Regions from separate parts of the Homo sapiens genome. Here region 1 is linked to region 2. The links are chromatin loops, found by intact Hi-C in ENCODE. Cell type or tissue: tibial artery. All regions are shown on one strand. Links, peaks and the distances in the headings refer to the core of each region. The heading gives the core; the rest is flanking DNA.

What was found. Peaks named below come from ENCODE experiments on the same cell type or tissue, not always from the same donor. Only the 100,000 strongest peaks of a DNase experiment are listed, where the experiment ranks them.
Region 1: a loop joins it to region 2, with 4 times the contacts of the local background. A loop is called at or near these places in 2 of 110 quality-filtered maps.

Annotation. Positions count from the first base shown.
Region 1 is chr7:74,028,707-74,036,330 of GRCh38, forward strand. ELN (elastin) reads left to right here. Exons shown (of 33, transcript NM_000501.4): 2 at 6,658-6,708. Among named protein-coding and RNA genes, the nearest start is that of ELN, 4.3 kb to the left of the region's middle. RefSeq lists enhancers at 1-794, 4,459-5,086, 5,087-5,714. In tibial artery, for the core only: no CTCF peak of the experiment used is centred there; a DNase peak (open chromatin) is centred at 5,425; H3K4me3 peaks cover 3,755 bases; H3K27ac peaks cover 5,000 bases.
Region 2 is chr7:73,739,671-73,750,054 of GRCh38, forward strand. No RefSeq gene overlaps it. Among named protein-coding and RNA genes, the nearest start is that of ABHD11, 6.1 kb to the left of the region's middle. RefSeq lists enhancers at 1-245, 2,469-3,003, 2,848-4,047, 3,004-3,537 and a silencer at 3,332-3,451. In tibial artery, for the core only: no CTCF peak of the experiment used is centred there; no DNase peak of the experiment used is centred there; H3K27ac peaks cover 1,042 bases.

The DNA of each region.
Region 1 (7,624 bases), core at 2,569-7,568, 290 kb after region 2:
CAGTGAGCTGTGTGACCTCAGCAGGTTCCTTGACCCCTGGGAAGCCGGGATCCCCCCGTCAGGAAGGTCAGGGCTCCGCTGAGGATGGGTTTGCAGGTTGGGAAGCTGCTGCTGTGTTCTCCCTGCTGAGGCAGGCAGGGACTCCTGGTATGCATTTGTGTGTGTGTGTGTGTGTGCATGCACACAGGAATGAGCGTGCTGTGTGCTCGTGTGTGTATGTGTGCATGCACAGGTGTGCATGTGTTCAGATGCCCGGCTGTGTCACTGAACAGGGAAAGGGATTTCTGGAGGGGTACATATGTCTGCTCACAGGTTCATCCTTAGGCAGGTGTATGCGTATGTTTGGAGGAGGTATATGAAGCTGCTCCTTAGTGTGTGCAAAAGTCTGCCACCTGACAGACATGTAGACATGTACACATGTAGACATGGGCGATCTGGCATCCAGGTGTGACACTGGTGTGGACTGTCACTGTGTGTGTTATGGAGTGTGTACATCTGTGTGTGTGAATGTGTGTGCGATGTGGCACGCAAGCATGGAAAGGCGGGCTGGAGAAGGTGTCTGTCTCCTGGCAGAGGCAGTGTGGCTGAGACAGAGGCTGGAGTGGATCCTGGGGCACTGCTGGGCCATCTGCTATGTGCCCCAACCCAGGCACAGTTGGTTATGGGGTTTGAGGGTGTGCCCTGTGGGGCTGCTATGCCGCGGCCAACGGGGGAGGACAGAAGAGGCTCCCGGGCATGGGAAAAAGGAGGGCATTTGGTAGGGGGGTCTGGGTGGAGTCTGGTTTCCTCGGGAGTCCTCCTTGCCATGAGAACCAAACGCTGAGTGGGGGGCGGGAGGGCCACGGGGTGGAGTCAAGGGCCTGGGCAGGAGCTGCAGCTGTTTCCGTGAGATTGAACAGCTTCCTGTGCAGGGTCCGCTGCTGGACCTGGATGAGGCCAAGGGACATGGGTACCCACAGGCGGGCCCCAGCAGGGGCAACGAGCCAGGGCCTGAAAGCAGCAGCCCCGGGTCCGTCTCAGCCTCCTCCCCAGGTGTAGCCCCCAAACACCCAGCCACCCTTCTTCCCAGATGGGGCCACCACCTATAGGGTGGCAGTTCATCATCAAGGAACCTTGAGAATTAGAAATTATTATCATCACTTGACAAACAAGGAAGCTGAGGCTCCGGCAGGCTAAGGCAGTCCCCGGGGGTTAGTATCAGCCAGCTCTCTGCCCCAGGTCAAGGGGCAAGGGGGTTAGGAGTGAGCTAGCAGGCAACATTTGGGGAGGGGAAGGCTTGGGGCTGAGTCCTTAAAGCAGGCATGCCCTAGGCAGAATCAGCTCTCTCCTTGTGTCCTCAGTGACACCGCTAAACGCCCAGCTGGCCTCACACTTTGCAGAGATCAATCTCAGCTCTGTCCCAGGTGGCTGGACTTGCTAGGTCCAAATAAGGGGTGTGTGAACTGATGAGCTCGTGTGGGGTTTTGCACAGAAGTGCTACTGAAGTCTGCAGAGGTCGGGGAGCCAACACAGGGAGTGGAGCGCTCAGTCACATGCTCACTGCCACTCACCTGGCTGTCCTGGGGGAGCCTGGCTTCTCCCTCAAGGAGGAGGGTGTCACTTATGCAAGTTCAGCGGCTCCAAGGAAGGAACCCTGTTGCGGGGGTGGGGGAGCAGGAGGAGGGGACAAGCCGCACAGCTCCCAGGCTGTTTCAAAAGTGAGCATGAGAAATTAACCCAGGGATAATTCTTCCCCATCCCCCAGAAATAGTATCAGGGATTTTTTTTTTTTTTTTTCCTGATTTCAGAACTGAAGATGGTTTGGAACAGAGGTTTCCTTTTCTTTTATTTTCCTTTTTTATTTTTATTTTTTTACCTTTTTTATTTTTTTTAAATTGAGACAGGGTCTCGCTGTGTTGTCCAGGCTGGTCTGAATTCCTGGGCTCAAGTGATCCTCCCACCTCCGCCTCCCAAAGTGCTTGGATTACAGGCATGAGCCACTGCCTCTTTTTAAATATTTTTTTAATTATTGTTTTCCGTCCTTAAGTAGGAACAGGGGTTTTCAACCTGGCTATCTATTAGACTTCCCACCCAAGAATCCCTGCTTGCTTTGGTTGGAGAGGGACCTGGACACAGACTTTTCAGGCTTCCCAGGTGACGGTGGGGTCGCCAGGGCCAAGAAGCACTGGTTTAGAGGTCGATCCCGCTCTGTGTGTCTGCCGAGGCCCCGGCATGAGGGCAAATGTGCCCTGTGTGGGAGGGGACACAGTCACCCAGTGGAGGACAGCTTGTTTTTGAAAACCCTTGGCAGCCTTCTGCATGCAAACAACAAACAGCTTCGTGTGGTCTTATCTGCTCCCCAAGCCAGCCCCCTGGACTTTGGTTTGGCAAAGCCCCCTGCCAAGATCGGCTGGCCCCAGGCTCGCTCCCAAACAGGCTGCTTCCAGCTCTTTGAACCTGGAGCCCAGGGCCCAGGCAAATGGCCCTACATGTGACTTGGGGTCAGCTGGGGGTCCCAGACCAGGCTCTTCAGCTCACTGGTTCTCCATTTCCCTGGCTGCAAAATGGGGAGAAACAGCCCTGCCTGAAGTACCTCCTAGGGCCAGTGAGAGCTTCTAGCAATGTAATATCTGGGGGGAAAAAAAGCATCAAATAAAAGGACCGTGGGAATGGGCATTTTTAAAATAATCTATTCTCTTATTCAGAGTCTGCTAATTTGGGCTCATGGATCCTTGTAATTAGTGCACATTGCTAAGGTTTAATACTCCCTCTCACTACTTACACCATGTTTTGTCTAGTGGAGGGGCAGCTAATGTGTAAATAGATGTGCAATGATGAAAGAAGCAGACAGGACTCGGTTGGGGGTGGCCAGAAGGAGCCTTGAGAAATCCAGGAAGGCTTCCCAGCAGAAGTGACATTTGAGTTAAACCTAAAGAGAAAAGTAAATGGGGCCAGGTGCAGTGACTCATGCCTGTAATCCTAGCACTTTGGGAGGCCCACATGGGCAGATTGCTTGAGCCCAGGAGTTTGAGACCAGCCTGGGCAACATAGGAAGGCCCCCGTCTCTATTTAAAAAATAAATGAATATTTAAAAAGAAAGAAAAAGAAAGAAAGAGAGAGAGAGAGAGAGAAAGGAGAGAGAGAGAGACAGAAAGAAAGAAAGGAAGGAAGGAAAGAAGGAAGGAAGGAAGGAAGGAAGGAAGGAAGGAAGGAAGGAAGGAAGGAAGGAAAATGTTGGAGGACCTGTCTGTGGATGAGGGGTAAGTCCCCAGACTACAGGCCCTGGCAGGCAGAACTGAAGAGACAGAAGAGCAGATTCTCGATTGGAGGAAGCCCTGTCTGCAGTTAGTGCTGACAGCATTTGGAGGTGGTGATTTTCCCATCATGGGAGGTATGCAAGCAGAACACGAAGGATGTTTGTGGAAGGAGGTCCAGCCCAGGCCAGAAGACTATTATGATCCCTGAGAGTCTAGGATCGTGATTCTAAGATGCAAGAGACAAGTTCCACCCTGGGCTAGTCGGTGAAACATGCCAAAACCACATAAAACAAGACAAGTGTTCTCCAGGCCAACTGCTTAGGGCCAGCTGAGCAGCACAGTCAGGGAGAGCCGTGGGCTCGGGAAAGGCAGGCGGGAGAGTCTGAGCTCAGCCCTGGTGCGGGGGTAGGACTTGGACAGAGGCAAGGACATTCCTGGCAGGAGAAACGGCTTGTGCCAAGGAGTGGAGGGAGAAGTGAGGATCGCCACGGGGCCTGGGGAAGCAGCTGTTACCTTTTCAAAGTCCTTTCCAATTTCCAGCTGCTGTCATTTTATTCTCACCTCTCTCACTTGCAGAGAGGCAGGAATCCTTCGTAGCCCCTAAACCTTCTCCATTTCCTCATTGCAAAGTGGGGATTAAAACCTCGGGCTCCCCAGGCCGTCAGGTTCAGGCATGAAGTTTGGCAAATGCCACCATCATCAGGGTCTGAACGGTGGGGGTGGAGAGTGGGGACAGAGGAGATCTGGGGGAGGGGAAGCTAAGTCTTCCCCCCAGAAAGTGCCTGGGGTGCAGGAGGGCAGAACCCCAGGAGAAAGGAAGTCAGGGTTCAGCCAGGCCCAGGGGCTCAACAAGCCCAAGGCAGGGGGACTCCCAGGGCAGATGGGGATGAAACAGGTTAGAGCTGGATTCACAGACAACCACCCTGCCACCCCTCTACTTAATTCACCCATCATGTATTGAGTAACTACTGCATACCTGGCCCTGGGCCACGGACTGTGCAGTGAAATGGGAAAAAATGAAACGTAAGTGCCACTGTCTTTTTATTTTTGAGCAATTACTGTCTGCCAGGTCCAGAAGAGGACATAGCCTATTACTTGAACCCTTTTACAACTTGCAGCAACCTTGCAACCTTGCAGCAACCTTGCAACCTTGCAACAACCAAGTGATTATCTGCCCCATGTCACAAAAAAGGAAACCGATGTTCAGAGAGGTTGAGTGACTTTCCCAAGGTCGCACAGATGGTAAGAAGCAGCGAAGGCAGAATTAGAAGCCAGAGGGGTCTGTTCTGAGCACTTTGCTCTTCCCCCCACCTCCACCACACTGTTCCCTGCAGTCTGCTCTGGAGCCAGAGAGTAGAGAGGAAGGGAGAGAGGCACGTGAAGAATGAGGGAGAGGGGGAGAAAGAGGAGGAAGGAGAGAGGCCGAGGCAGAGAAAGACGCATAAGAGACTGTTGAGAGCTGGAGGCCGGAGCCAGGGAAGGCATCAGAGGCCCGAGGCGGGCCATGTGTGTGCTTGGCAGCGGATGACAGGGCCCAAGTGCTCCTTCTCAGCAGGCCCAGCCCCCCTGGGGCCACCACTCCGAGCCTTGAGGTTCTGACCAGATTACTTGCACACTTCAGGCCTGGACTGCAGTGCCTGAGGAGCCACAAGCCCTGGGAGGGGGTGGCGCCGGGGTCTTGGCTCCGGTGGCTGTGACAGCTCCACAGCCCTGACCCTGCTGGGCTGCAGCTGAGGCTGACAGGGCCCTGGGGCCAGCAAGCCCAGCTGTGCAGCGTCGCCAGGCCTCAGAGGCCAGACGTCTGGCCGCGAGGCCTCCCTGGACACATTGCAGAGACACCCGTTCCCCCAGCCCCGCCCATGCCCCACGGGGCTCCCGGCCCCTTTCAGCAAAAGCAGTAAGGGAGGGCTGGGCTGGGGCGTTGGCAAGGTGGCTTGTCAAGCTCAGAGGGGGGCCTTCTGAGGTGGAGGCAGGGCCCCCGGTTTGGGACCCTGTCTGTTGCCATGGCGATGGCTCAGGCAGGGTCTGGATCCAGCATCACAGCGTTCCCCAGTGAGAGCTTCACTGGTCCATGGGGACTGAACTCGTGATCCTGTCTGGCCGGTGAATTCGCTTTTCCTTAGGAAACTATTCACTGTGCTCATTCATGGCGTCCCCCTGCGGCCCCGGCGCCTCCTAAGACAGCCCGTGTCAGACGGCCAGAGCCCCACCCAAGCTCGGCTGCCCAGTGGCTGAGGACGCTGACCTCACGCCGTCCTATCAGTGTGGGAATGGCTGCATTTGTGCTGGCAGCTGCACCTCCTTAATGCTCGCTGTAGCAGCCCAGCCTGCCCTTCCCAAAGCTCTGGCCTCTACCCGGCAGCTCAGCTCGGGAAGGGAGTGGGCTGCCTGGTGAGAGGTGCTCAGACCCAGTGTCTTCCACCCCAGGCCCTCTCCCTGACTCCAGGGAGAACCAGGTAACACAGCAAGAACAATCATACTCTAAGGACTGGCAGCAGGGCGCAGGGGCCTGTCATCCTAGCACTTTAGGAGGCCAAGGCAGGAGGATCGCTTCCAGGAGTTCCAGACCAGCCTGGGGAACATACTGACACCCCATCTTTACAAAAAAATCAATTAGCCAGATGTGGAGGTGCACGCCTGTAGTCCCAGCTACTTGGGAGACTGAGGCAGGAGAATCGCTTGAACCTAGGAGGCAGAAGTTGCAGTGAGCTGAGATCTTGCTACTGCACTCCAGCCTGGGTGACAGAGCAAGACTCTGTCTCAAAAATAAAGCACTGGCCTGAGCTTCAATCCAGGCCCCGTCTCTTTCCAGCTGTGTGGCCCCAGGCATGTCCCTTAACCTCTCTGAGCCTGATTTCATGTCTTAAGATGATAGTCTCTGGGAGCGGTGGCTCACACCTGTAATCCCAGCACTTTGGGAGGCCGAGGCAGGCAGATCACTTGAGGTCAGGGGTTCAAGACCAGCCTGCCCAACATAGTGAAACCCTGTCTCCACTAAAAATACAGAAATTAGCCGTGCTTGGTGGCATGCACCTGTAATCCCAGCTACTCAGGAGGCTGAGGCAGCAGAATCGCTTGACCCAGGCAGACGGAGGTTGCAGTGAGCTGAGATCCCACCACTGCACTCCAGCCTGGGTGAAAGGCCAAGACTCCGTCTCAGTCTCAAACAAAACAAAATGATGATAGTAAGCCCTGCCCTTCCAACTTCACAGGCCGATTTCAAAGAGCAAGAATGAGAACACACTTTGTAAACAGAAACTGCTCTGGAGACAAGCAATGTCATTATTGCCATCAGCATTATTCTTGTTTCCATGTAATTGTGGGTTTTGCCATTGAAAGTAATGGCAAAAATCGCAGTTACTTTTGCACCAGCCTAATAGTTCTGGCTCCTGGAGGACTGACTCTACCTGTTTCCTTTCAGGGGTCCCTGGGGCCATTCCTGGTGGAGTTCCTGGAGGAGTCTTTTATCCAGGTAACGTACATGAAACTTCCACACACCCAGGTCATGCGGATGATGCTGATGTCCATAATAGATGCACATTTTGACACTACAGAAGGTAGGAACATTGACACGCCTACCAGAAGTCACACCCACTTAAAAATGCAATTAACAAGACATTGATTTACAGCTATTAAGAGCATACAGGCTGGACATGGTGGCTTATGCCTGTAATCTCAACACTCTGGGAGGCAGAGAAACAAGGATTGCTTGAGGCCAGGAGTTTCAGACCAGCCTGGACAACATAGTGAGATCCCCCTCTCTACACACACACACACACACAAATTTAAAATTAGCCATGTTCTGCATTGAGAAAAATGAAAATGAAGTATAGAAATTAAAAAAAAATTAGCTGGGCATAGTGGTGCACGCCTGTAGTCCTAGCTACTGGGGAGGCTGAGGCAGGAGGATCACTTGAGCTTAGGAGTTCAAGGCTGCAGTGAGCTATAATAGCACCACTGCACTGAAGTCTGGGTGACAGAGTAAAACCCTGTCTCTAAAAAGAAAAGGGGAAAAAAAGAAAAGAAAAATCAAAAGTAATACTTTCAATACTTAAAAAGTATTTGAGGCCAGGCACGGTGGCTCAAGCCTGTAATCCCAGCACTTTGGGAGGCTGAGGCAGGCGGATCACAAGGTCAGGAGATCAAGACCATCCTGGCTAACACGGTGAAACCCTGTCTCTACTAAAAATACAAAAAATTAACCAGGTGTGGTGGCGAGAGCCTCTAGTCCCAGCTACTCGGGAGGCTAAGGCAGGAGAATGATGTGATTGAACCCAGGAGGCGGAGCTTACAGTGAGCCGAGATCGCGCCACTGCACTCCAGCCTGGGCGACAGAGGGAGACTCCGTATAAAAAAAAATTAAAAAATTAAAAAAAGCATTTGAGTGT
Region 2 (10,384 bases), core at 2,769-7,768:
CTCCTGGGCTCAAGCGATCCTCCCGCCTTTGCCTCCCGAGAATCTGGGACTACAGGCGCAGACTAATTTTAACATTTTTTTTTTTTTTTTTTTTTTTACTGAATCATGGTTACAATTTTTTTTTTTAGGCCGGGTGCGGTGGCTCACGCCTGTAATCCCGGCACTTTGGGAGGCTGAGGTGGGCAGATCACCTGAGGCCAGGAGTTGGAGACCACCCTGGCCAATATGGTGGAACCCCGTCTTTACTAAAAATACAAAAATTAGCTGGGCGTGGTGGCGGGTGCCTGTAATCCCAGCTACTCGGGAGGCTAAGGCAGGAGAGTCGCTTGAACTCAGGAGGCGGAGGTTGCAATGGGCGGAAATCATGCCACTGCACACCAGCCTACCGGACGGAGACAGACTCCGTTTAAAAAAAAAAAAAATTGCCGTGGGTGGTGGCACGGCCCTGTAATCCCAGCTACTGGGGAGGCTGAGGCAGGAGAATCGTGTGAACTTGGGAGATGGAGGTTGCAGTGAGCCGAGATCTTGCCACTGCATTCCAGCCTCAGTGACAGAGCGAGACTCCATCTCAAAAAAAAAATTTTTTTTTTAAAAAATAGAAGCGGGGGCTTGCTATGTTGCCCAGGCTGGTCTCGAACTCCTGGGCTCAAAGTGCTGAGATTACAGGCATGAGCCACCACACCTGGCCCAACAAAATTTTTTTTAGAGAAGGGGTCTTGCTACCTTGCCCAAGCTGGTCTCCAGCTCCTGGCCTCAAGCGACCTTCCTGTCTCAGGTATATGGCTTTTATTTTATTTTTTCTGAGACAGGGTTTCACTGCGTCACCCAGGCTGGACTGCAGTGGCACAATCACGGCTCACTGCAACCTCTTCCCCCTGGGCCCAGGCAATCTTCCTGCCTCACCCTCCCGAGTAGCTGGGACCACAGATGTGCACCACCATGTCTGGCTAATTTTTTTCTGTTTTGTAGAGATAGAGTCTTACTATGTTCTAGGCATAGCAAGGGGACAGTTTCAGGCTGGTCTGGAACTCCCAGACTCAACTGATCCTCCTGCCTCAGCCCCCTGAGTAGCTGGAATTACAGGTGTGCTCCACCATGCCTGGCCTCAGCTATAGGCCTTTTAAGGCATTGTATAACTGCTGCCTCCTCCTCAAGCCTTCGCAGACTTTCTGAGTTAAAACTAATCTCTTTCATGGAATGTTCTGGAAGCATTTCTCAGAGGCTACTGTGTAGTATTATAGAGGCAGCCCTCCCTGTGTGTCCACAGCGGGAGCTATGTCTTGTTCATCTGGTGCAAAGTGGTAATAGTCATCAAGAGCTTCAGGGCACTGGTAAATGCTTATGTGGAAGTCCTGCGGGTGGCTGGGTTAGTGGCCCTCCCGGATATGACACCTGGGCCAGCTAGTCTTACACTGACCCCTCCCCCACCTCCTTAGGGCGGTCCAGGACCTACAGGATGAGTCCTAACTTTTTTTTTAAAAAAATAATTAATTAATTAATTATTACTATTATATTTTGAGACGGAGTTTTGCTCTTGTTGCCCAGGCTGGAGTGCAATGGTGCGATCTTGGCTCACCGCAACCTCTACCTACTGGGTTCAAGCGACTCTCCTGCCTCAGCCTCCCGAGTAGCTGGGATTACAGGCATGCGCCACTACGCCGGCTAATTTTGTATTTTTAGTAGAGACGGGGTTTCTCCACGTTGGTCAGGCTGGTTCAAACTCCCGACCTCAGGTGATCTGCCCGCCTCGGCCTCCCAAAATGCTGGGATTACAGGTGTGAGCCACTGCGCCTGGCCATTAATTTTTTTTTTTTTTTGAGACAGGGTCTGGCTCTGTCATGGAGGCTGGAACCTGGCTCACTGCAACCTCTGCCTCCCGGGTTCAAGCAGTTCTCATGCCTCAGTCTCCCGAGTAGCTGGGACTACAGGCGCGCATCACCACACCTGGCTGATTTTTTTCTGTTTTTGGCAGAGACAGGATTTCACCATGCTGGCCAAGCTGAGGATGTGTCCTAACTCTGTAAAGCTCCATCTCCTGCTTAATGGGACCCTGAGGTGTTTGGTTCCAATCTGAGGAGGGCTGAGGTCACCGAGGACTCTAAGCACACCAGGTGGTGTGATCATGTTTCCCGCATAGTAATTAGGGGAGTGATGAGGACATCTGAGCCCTGTATGGGGGCTGGTCCCAGGCCTGGGAGGGGTCCTTGGAGAGTGTTTTTCTAGAGTTGGTGGGTGTTTTTCTAGAGTTGGTGGGTGTTTTTCTAGAGTTGGTGGGTGAAGGGCGTGGGGGTTGAAGATTCAGAACAATAGTATTTCAAAGGTGCTTTTTTTTGTTTGTTTGTTTTGAGAGAGTCTCTCTGTTGCCTATGCTGGAGTATAGTGGGACAATCTCAGCTCACTGCAACCTCTACCTCCCGGGTTCAAGCGATTCTCTTTTGCAGACTCCCAAGTAGCTGGGATTACATGTATGCGCCACCATGCCCGGCTAATTTTTGTATTTTTAGTAGAGACTGAGTTTCACCGTGTTGGGCAGGCTGATCTCAAACTCCTGACCTCAGGTGATCCTCCTGCCTCGACCTCCCAAAGTGCTGGGATTACAGGCATGAGCCACTGTGCCTGGCCTCAAAGGTGCTTTCAAATTGATCCCTGCCATACACCCCACCCTCCACCAGGTAATCTCAGCCTGGCCCAAGATCCCCACATCTAGGGGCAGAAGCAGCCTTGAGATATTTACTCAGAGTCCTGGGCCCCAGCCCTGATCAGGTGGCTGATGAAGGCAAGCAGAAAAACCAGTTGGTTTGATGTTTCCACTTGAACATTCCAGAGAAAGTGGTGGGGGCAGGGGAGGGGTCGTTGCTACCTGGGAATGGATCTGGGGGTGGTGTCATCCTGGGGGCTGCCCAGCCCTCTCAGCTTGTTAGGAACAGGCCAGGAAGCGTGCTGTTGGTTGGCGAAGGCCTCCTTCTAGGGGAGGCCAGAGGGGAGGACTTCCGGAGCCCCTGACATGTGGAGGTGAAGGTGGGAGGTGAAATGGACTATCGCTCTTTGGAGGTCGAGTGTACACTGCCCCATCCGTGTTCCCAGGCTTCCTGTGAAGTGGGAGGGTGCCGTCCTTATTCTGCTGATGAGGAAAGAGAGGCTTGGACGGCGAAGTAACCCAGCTCCAGGTCACTCAGCCAGTGCACAGCCCGGATTGTTTCCTTCACTGACTCCTAACGCAGTGCTCCGTGTATTTCATCACCACCCTTCAGGCCGTGGGGACCAAGGGCCGAAGGGGTGCGGCCTGAGGCGGCCGGGACACTGCGCCTAGGTGGCGCGGTGGCATTGAATGGGTTAAGGAGGGGAGGTGGCGGGTGTCCCTTAACTGCACCTGGCCCAGTATCGGTCACGTGGCCAGGGTTTCACCTGCCCCGCTGAGCAGGGACAATCAGGCTGCTTGTTTTGTGGCCGGTCGCCATGGTGACAGCAGCTTGCCAGGGGCGGTCATGGGGCAAATTCCTGCTGGCCAGCCGGGTGGGGCAGGAGTGTCAGCTGTGCTGGCACCAGTCGGGGCTTCCCGAAAGACCCCTGGAGCTTTCCCGTGGGGCTGTCCCTGGGGGGCCCCTATGTGACTCCGCTCGAAACCTCCTCCCATCTCAACCCCCACATCAGCCCAGCTTCTCTCCTCCCAGATTTTGAACCTGAGTTGATGTATTAAGCAGCCGGGATTTTCATATACGTTATTGTGTTTAATCCTCACACAGCAACCTTTCCCATGTGGGAATGGTAATCCCTGCAGGTCTGCTGCCGGCTGCGCCTCCCCTACTACTCACCCAACACTTTGAGAACACTGGCTCCTTCCTGCCTTGCTTCAACAAGCCCAGATCCATTAGAGCCTCTCACTGCACGCCAAGCACCTTCCTAGACGCAGCCGTGAACAAAACAACAAATTAATCTCACAACAAAGGATTATGTCCGAGTATTTATTTTCTTCGGAACAGGTTAGGTTGGCCCCAGTCATCCAGAGAAGGTGGGGACGGTACAGGATCAGGCCAGGGCTCTGGTATCCAGAACATCTCCACAAGCTCTCTCTGCCACCTCCCTGCCTCACCCGCACCTGCTGCCCACCAAGCCTTCCCACGGATTGTCCACAGATTCCCACCAGCCCCACAGATTCTCCTGCTTCCAGTCATTGCTCCCTCTGCTCCCTAACCTCCAACAGGCCCTGCTGACAGTAACAGTTGTCAATTTTTTTTTTTGAGATGGAGTCTCGCTCTGTCACCCAGGCTGGAGTGCAGTGGCACGATCTTGGCTCACTGCAACCTCCACCTCCCAGGTTCAAGCGATTCTCCTGCCTTAGTCTTCAGAGTAGCTGGGATTACCGGCACGCACCACCACGCCCAGCTATTTTTGTATTTTTAGTAGAGACAGGGTTTCACCGTATTGGCCAGGCTGGTCTCGAACTCCTGACCTCAGGTGATCCACCCGCCTCGGACTCCCAAAGTGCTGGGATTACAGGCATGAGCCACTGTGCCCCACTGGTTGTCAACTATTTTTTTCTGCCTCCTGATTCTGTGGAAGACCCAGTGTCTCCCAGGAACAGTCTCATCACATGTACAGATTCTTTCTTTTTTCTTTTTTATTGAGACAGGGTCTGGCTGTTGTTGCCCAGGCTGGTCTCAAACTCCTGGGCTCAAATGATCCTCCTGCCTCGGCCTCTCTAAGTGCTGGGATTACAGATGTGATTCTTAAAGTGGCAGGGTGAGGACACCTTCCTTTTTGGAATGAATGGAGGATGGTGAGAGAGTCTGTGTATTTTGACACCCAGCAACCTCTACCCCACTTGCCTGCAGGATACAGCTCAGTCTCCTCTGTCTGCATTTTGGTGTCTTTATTTTATTTATTTATTTATTTATATATTTATTTATTTATTTTTATTATTATTTTATGAGGCAGAGTCTCGCTCTGTCCCCCAGGCTGGAGTGCAGTGGCGCGATCTCAGCTCACTGCAAGCTCCGCCTCCTGGGTTCACACCATTCTCCTGCCTCAACCTCCCGAGTAGCTGGGACTACAGGTGCTCACCACCATGCCTGGCTAATTTTTTTGTATTTTTAGTAGAGACGGGGTTTCACCATGTTAGCCAGGATGGTTTCGATCTCCTGACCTTGTGATCCGCCCGCCTCGGCCTCCCAAAGTGCTGGGATTACAGGCATAAGCCACTGCGCCTGGCTTTTATTTATTTATTTTGAGATGAAGTCTCACTCTGTTGCCCAAGCTGGAGTGCAATGGCACGATCTCGGCTCACTGCAACTTCTGCCTACTGGGTTCCAGCAATTCTCCTGCCTCAGCCTCCTGAGTAGCTGGGACTACAGGCATGAGCCACCATGCCCAGCTAATTTTTGTATTTTTAGTAGAGATGGGGTTTCACTATGTTGGCCAGCCTGGTCTCGAACTCCTGACCTCGTGATCTGCCTGCCTTGGCCTTCCAATGTGCCGGGATTACAGGAGTAAGCCACCGCGCCTGGCCCTGGTGTCTTTATTTTTTTGAGACGGAGTCTTGCTCTGTTGCCCAGGCTGGAATGCAGTGGTGCAATCTCAGCTCAATGCAATCTCTGCCTCTCAGATTCAAATGATTCTCTTGCCTCAGCCTCCTAAATAGCTGGGACCACAGGCATGCACCACCACACCCAGCTAATTTTTTTGTATTTTTAGTAGAGATGGGGTTTCACCATGTTGGCCAGGATGGTCACCATCTCTTGACCTCGTGATCCACCTGCCTCGGCCTCCCGAAGTGCTGGGATTACAGGCATGAACCACCGCCCCCCACAGGTTCTGTTTATTTTTATCCCTTAAATAGCTCTGATTCCTTTTTAAATTTTATTTATTTACTTATTTATTTATTTAGAGACAGAGTCTTACTCTGTTGTCCAGGCTGGAGTGCAGTGGTGAAATCTTGGCTCACTGCAACCTCTACCTCCTGGGTCCAAGTGATTATCTCGTGCCTCAGCCTCCCAAGTAACTGGGATTACAGGTGTGTGCCACCACACCTGGCTAATTTTAGTATTTTTAGTAGAGCTGAGGTTTCACCATGTTGGCCAGGCTGGTCTCGAACTCCTGACCTCAGGTAATCTGCCTGCCTCTGCTTCCCAAAGTGCTGGGATTACAGGCGTGAGCCACCACGCCTGGCCTAATTTTTAATTTAATTTTAATTTTATTATTACTTTTTGAGACAGGGTCTCACTCTGTTGCCCATTTTAATTTTTTTATTATTTTTTGAGACAGAGTCTCACTCTGTTGCCAAGGCTGGAGTGCAGTGGTGCAGTATTAGCCACTGCAACCTCAACTTCCTGGGCTCAGGTGATCCTTCCACCACAGTCTCCCCAGTAGCTGGGACCAGAGGCACATGCCACCTTGCCCGGCTAATTTTTGTATTTTTGGTAGAGATGGGGTTTCGCCATGTATCCTAGGCTGGTCTCAAACTCCTGGGCTCAAGCGAGCCTCTGGCCTCAGCCTCCGGAAGTGCTGGGATTACAGTCCTGAGCCACCGGGCCTGGTCAAGCTCTGATTTCTATCCAGCACCCTCCATTTCTAGGGCCTTATCTCTCCTCTGCCTTGCCACCTCCTCCTGGACTTGTCCATTTTGGCCCTTCTAGACATTTCTGTCCCTGGTCATCAGCATGATCTTTTAACAACGTAAAATATGCTTCTATGTTAATCATTTTTCTTGTTTTGTACATTTTCCTATTTTTCTGTGTTCTGGGTTCTGGGCTCATTGCCCCGGGGGATGCATACGGCTGGACCTAAGAGTGGAGAAGCTGGTTTATGTGTTTCAAAAGCTAAAGCCCTTAAGGGAAGGGAATGCTTCAGCAGAGACAGTATCTTGGCCAAGAATGGAAGGAAGGTCTGCCACCTGCTTCTTGGCAGGGTCCCCAGAGAAGAATGGCTCATGAGCCTGCCAGGCCGGCAGGACCATAAGCAGCTTGCAAAATATTCCTCTGTTTCCCAGGTTCAGAGCAGACACAGTGCAGCCTGCGGAACTGGAGGGGCTGTTGACACAGGATGATGGATGTCTTGTCATTGCTGCTAGAGGGCTGGATGCTGTACAACTCCCTGCAGGCTCCCTCCTCTCTAAGCAAATCTGGCCCTGTTGAGTATGCAGGAATTGTGGCCCAGTCTCAGGAGGACTGAGGTTAAACTTGTTTCCAGGCCGGCTGTGATGGTCACGTCTGTAATCCCAGCACTTTGGGAGGCTGAGGCAGGTGGATCACTTGAGGTCAGGAGTTCGAGACCAGCTTGCCCAACATGGTGAAACCCCGTCTCTACTAAAAATACAAAAATTAGCCAGCGTGGTGGCACCCACCTGTAATCCCAGCTACTTGGGAGGCTAAGGTAGGAGAATTGCTTGTATCTGAGACGTGGAGGTTGCAGTGAGCCGAGATTGAGTCACTGCACTCCAGCCTGGGTGACAGAGCGAGACTCCATCTCAAAAAAAAAAAAAAACTTGTTTCCAGCTGCTTCTGCAGAATAGAGCATCGAGGATGGACACTAAGGTGAATTACAGAAAATAATGTCATTGCACATTTAAGTTTGTTACTGACATTCGGTAACTGCTAGAATGCCATACATATTGGTCCACAACCAACTGACTTTCCTTTTCTTTTTCTTTTCTTTTCTTTTTTTTTTTTTTTGAGACAGAGTCTGGCTCTGTTGCCCAGGCTGGAGTGCAGTGGCAGGATCTCGGCTCACTGCAACCTCTGCCTCCTGGACTCAAGAGATCCTCCCACCTCAGCCTCCCAAGTAGCTGGACTACAGGTGCATGCCACCACACCTGGCTAATTTTGTTTGTTTGTTTGTTTGAGACCCCAGAACACAGAGCCCAGAAAAACAGGAAAATGTACAAAAAAACAAAATAGATTAAAATAGAAGCATATTTTATGTTGTTAAAAGATCATGCTGATGACCAGGGAGGGAAATGTCTGGAGGGGCCAAGATGGACAAGTCCAGGAGGAGGCAACACAGGAGTCTTGCTCTATCACCCAGGCTGGAGTGCAGTGGCACGATCTCAGCTGACTACAGCCTCCGCCTCCCGAATTCAAGCAATTCTCCTGCCTCCACCTCCCAAGTAGCTGGGATTACAGGTGTGTGCCACCACGCCCAGCCTAATTTTTGTATTTTTCTGTAGAGACGGGGTTTCACCACATAACCCGGTTGGTCTCAAACTTCTGAGCTCAAGTGATTCTCCTGCCTCAGCCTCCCAAAGTGTTTACAGGTGTGAGCCACCGAACCCAGCCTCTTTTTTTTCTTTTTCTTTTTCTTTTTTTTTTTTTTTTTTTTAAAGAGACAGGGTCTTGCATTGTCATATCCAGGCTGGAGTGTGAAGTGCATTAAAACAATCATAGCTCATTATAGCCTCCAACTTCCTGGCTCAAGTGATTCTCCTGCCTTAGCCTCCTAAGTAGCTGGGACTACGGGTGTATACCACCACACTGGCTAATTTTACGTATTTATTTATTTTAGTTTTAGAGATGGGGGTCTCACTATTTTGCCCAGTCTGGCCTTGAACTCCTGGGCTCAAACAATCTTCCCTCCTCAGCCTCTGGACTAGATGGGACTACAGGTGCACACCACCGTGATTTACATTTTTATTTATTTTCATTTTTATTTTTGAGATGGAGTTTTGCTCTTGTCACCTAGGCTGGAGTGCAATAGTGCAATTTCGGCTCACTGCAACCTCCACCTCCTAGGTTCAAGTGATTCTCCTGCCTCAGCCTCCTGAGTAGCTGGGACTACAAGTGTGAGCCACCATGCCTGGCTAATTTTTTGTATTTTTAGTAGAGATGGGGTTTCACCATGTTGGCCAGGCTGATCTCAAACTCCTGACCTCAAGTGATCTGCCCACCTTGGCCTCCCAAAGTGCTGGGATTACAGGCGTGAGCCACCGTGCCCAGCCGATTTACTTCTTTTGTTTTTTTTGAGATGGAGCCTCGCTCTGTCTCCCAGGCTGGAGTGCACTGGCGCCATCTCAGCTCACTGCAACCTCCACCTCCCGGGTTCAAGCAGTTCTCTGCCTCAGTCTCCCAAGTAGCTGGGATTATAGGCTCCCGGCTAATTTTTGTATTTTTAGTAGAGATGAGGTTTCACCATCTTGGCCAGGCTGGTCTTGAACTCCTGATCTCATGTGATCTGTATGCCTCAGCCTCCCAAAGTACTGGGATTACAGGCATGAGCCACCATGCCCCGCCCGGTTTACATTTTTGTTTTTTTTTGAGGCGGAGTCTTGCTCTGTCGCCCAGGCTGGAGTGCAGTGGCACCATCTCAGCTCACTGCAAGCTCCGCCTCCCAGGTTCCCACCATTCTCCTGCCTCAGCCTCCCGAGTAGCTGGGACTACAGGTGCCCACCACCACACCCGCCTAATTTTTTGTAGTTTTAGTAGAGACGGGGTTTCACTGTGTTAGCCAGGATGGCCTCAATCTCCTGACCTCGTGATCCACCCTCCTCGGCCTCCCAAAGTGCTGGGATTACAGGCGTGACCCACCGCACCCAGCCCCGATTTACACTTTCAAAGGACTATTTGGCTGTGTAGAAGAAGGTGTGAGGCAGATTAGAGGGGAAGCAGAGGAGAAGCGGCAAAATGAGGAAGCTATTGCAGACATTCAACTGAGGCATGATGGTCACATGACTGGAAGGTGGCTGTGGAAGTAGGGAAAGAAAGATAGATTTGGGATGTATTTTGGAGTTCGAATCAACAGGATTTGATGAGGAATGGGATGGGGAGGGGGAAAGATGGTGGTGAGGGAGAGGAAGACACCAAGGACAGCTCCCAGGTTTCTGGATTGAACATGTGGGTGGCGAGTAGTTGTGCTATTTACTGAGATGGGGAAGGTGGTTTTGTTTGTTTGTTTTTTTCCACTCTATAGGGTGCAAGTAAGGAGACTCTAGAATGTCCACTTGGGACATTCTAGCAGTTACCGAATGTCAATAAAAACTTAGATGTGCAATGACATTATTTTCTGTAATTCATCTTAGCTTTCACCCCAGTGCTGTAGGGGGCCTGCCCCTCCACACCTGTGGGTATTTCTCGTCAGGTGGGACGAGAGACTGAGAAAATAAATAAGACAGAGACAAAGTAGAGAGAAAGAACAGTGGGCCCAGGGGATCAGCGCTCAGCATACGGAGGACCCGCACCGGCACTGGTCTCTGAGTTCCCTCAGTATTTATTGATTAGTATTTTCACTATCTCGGCAAGGGGAATGCAGCAGGAGAACAGGGTGATAGTGGGGAGAAGGTCAGCAGGAAAACGTGAGCAAAGGAATCTATGTCACAAATAAGTTCAAGGGAAGGTACTGTGCCTGGATGTGTACATAGGCTAGATTTATGCTTCTCTCCACCCAAACAGCTCAGTGT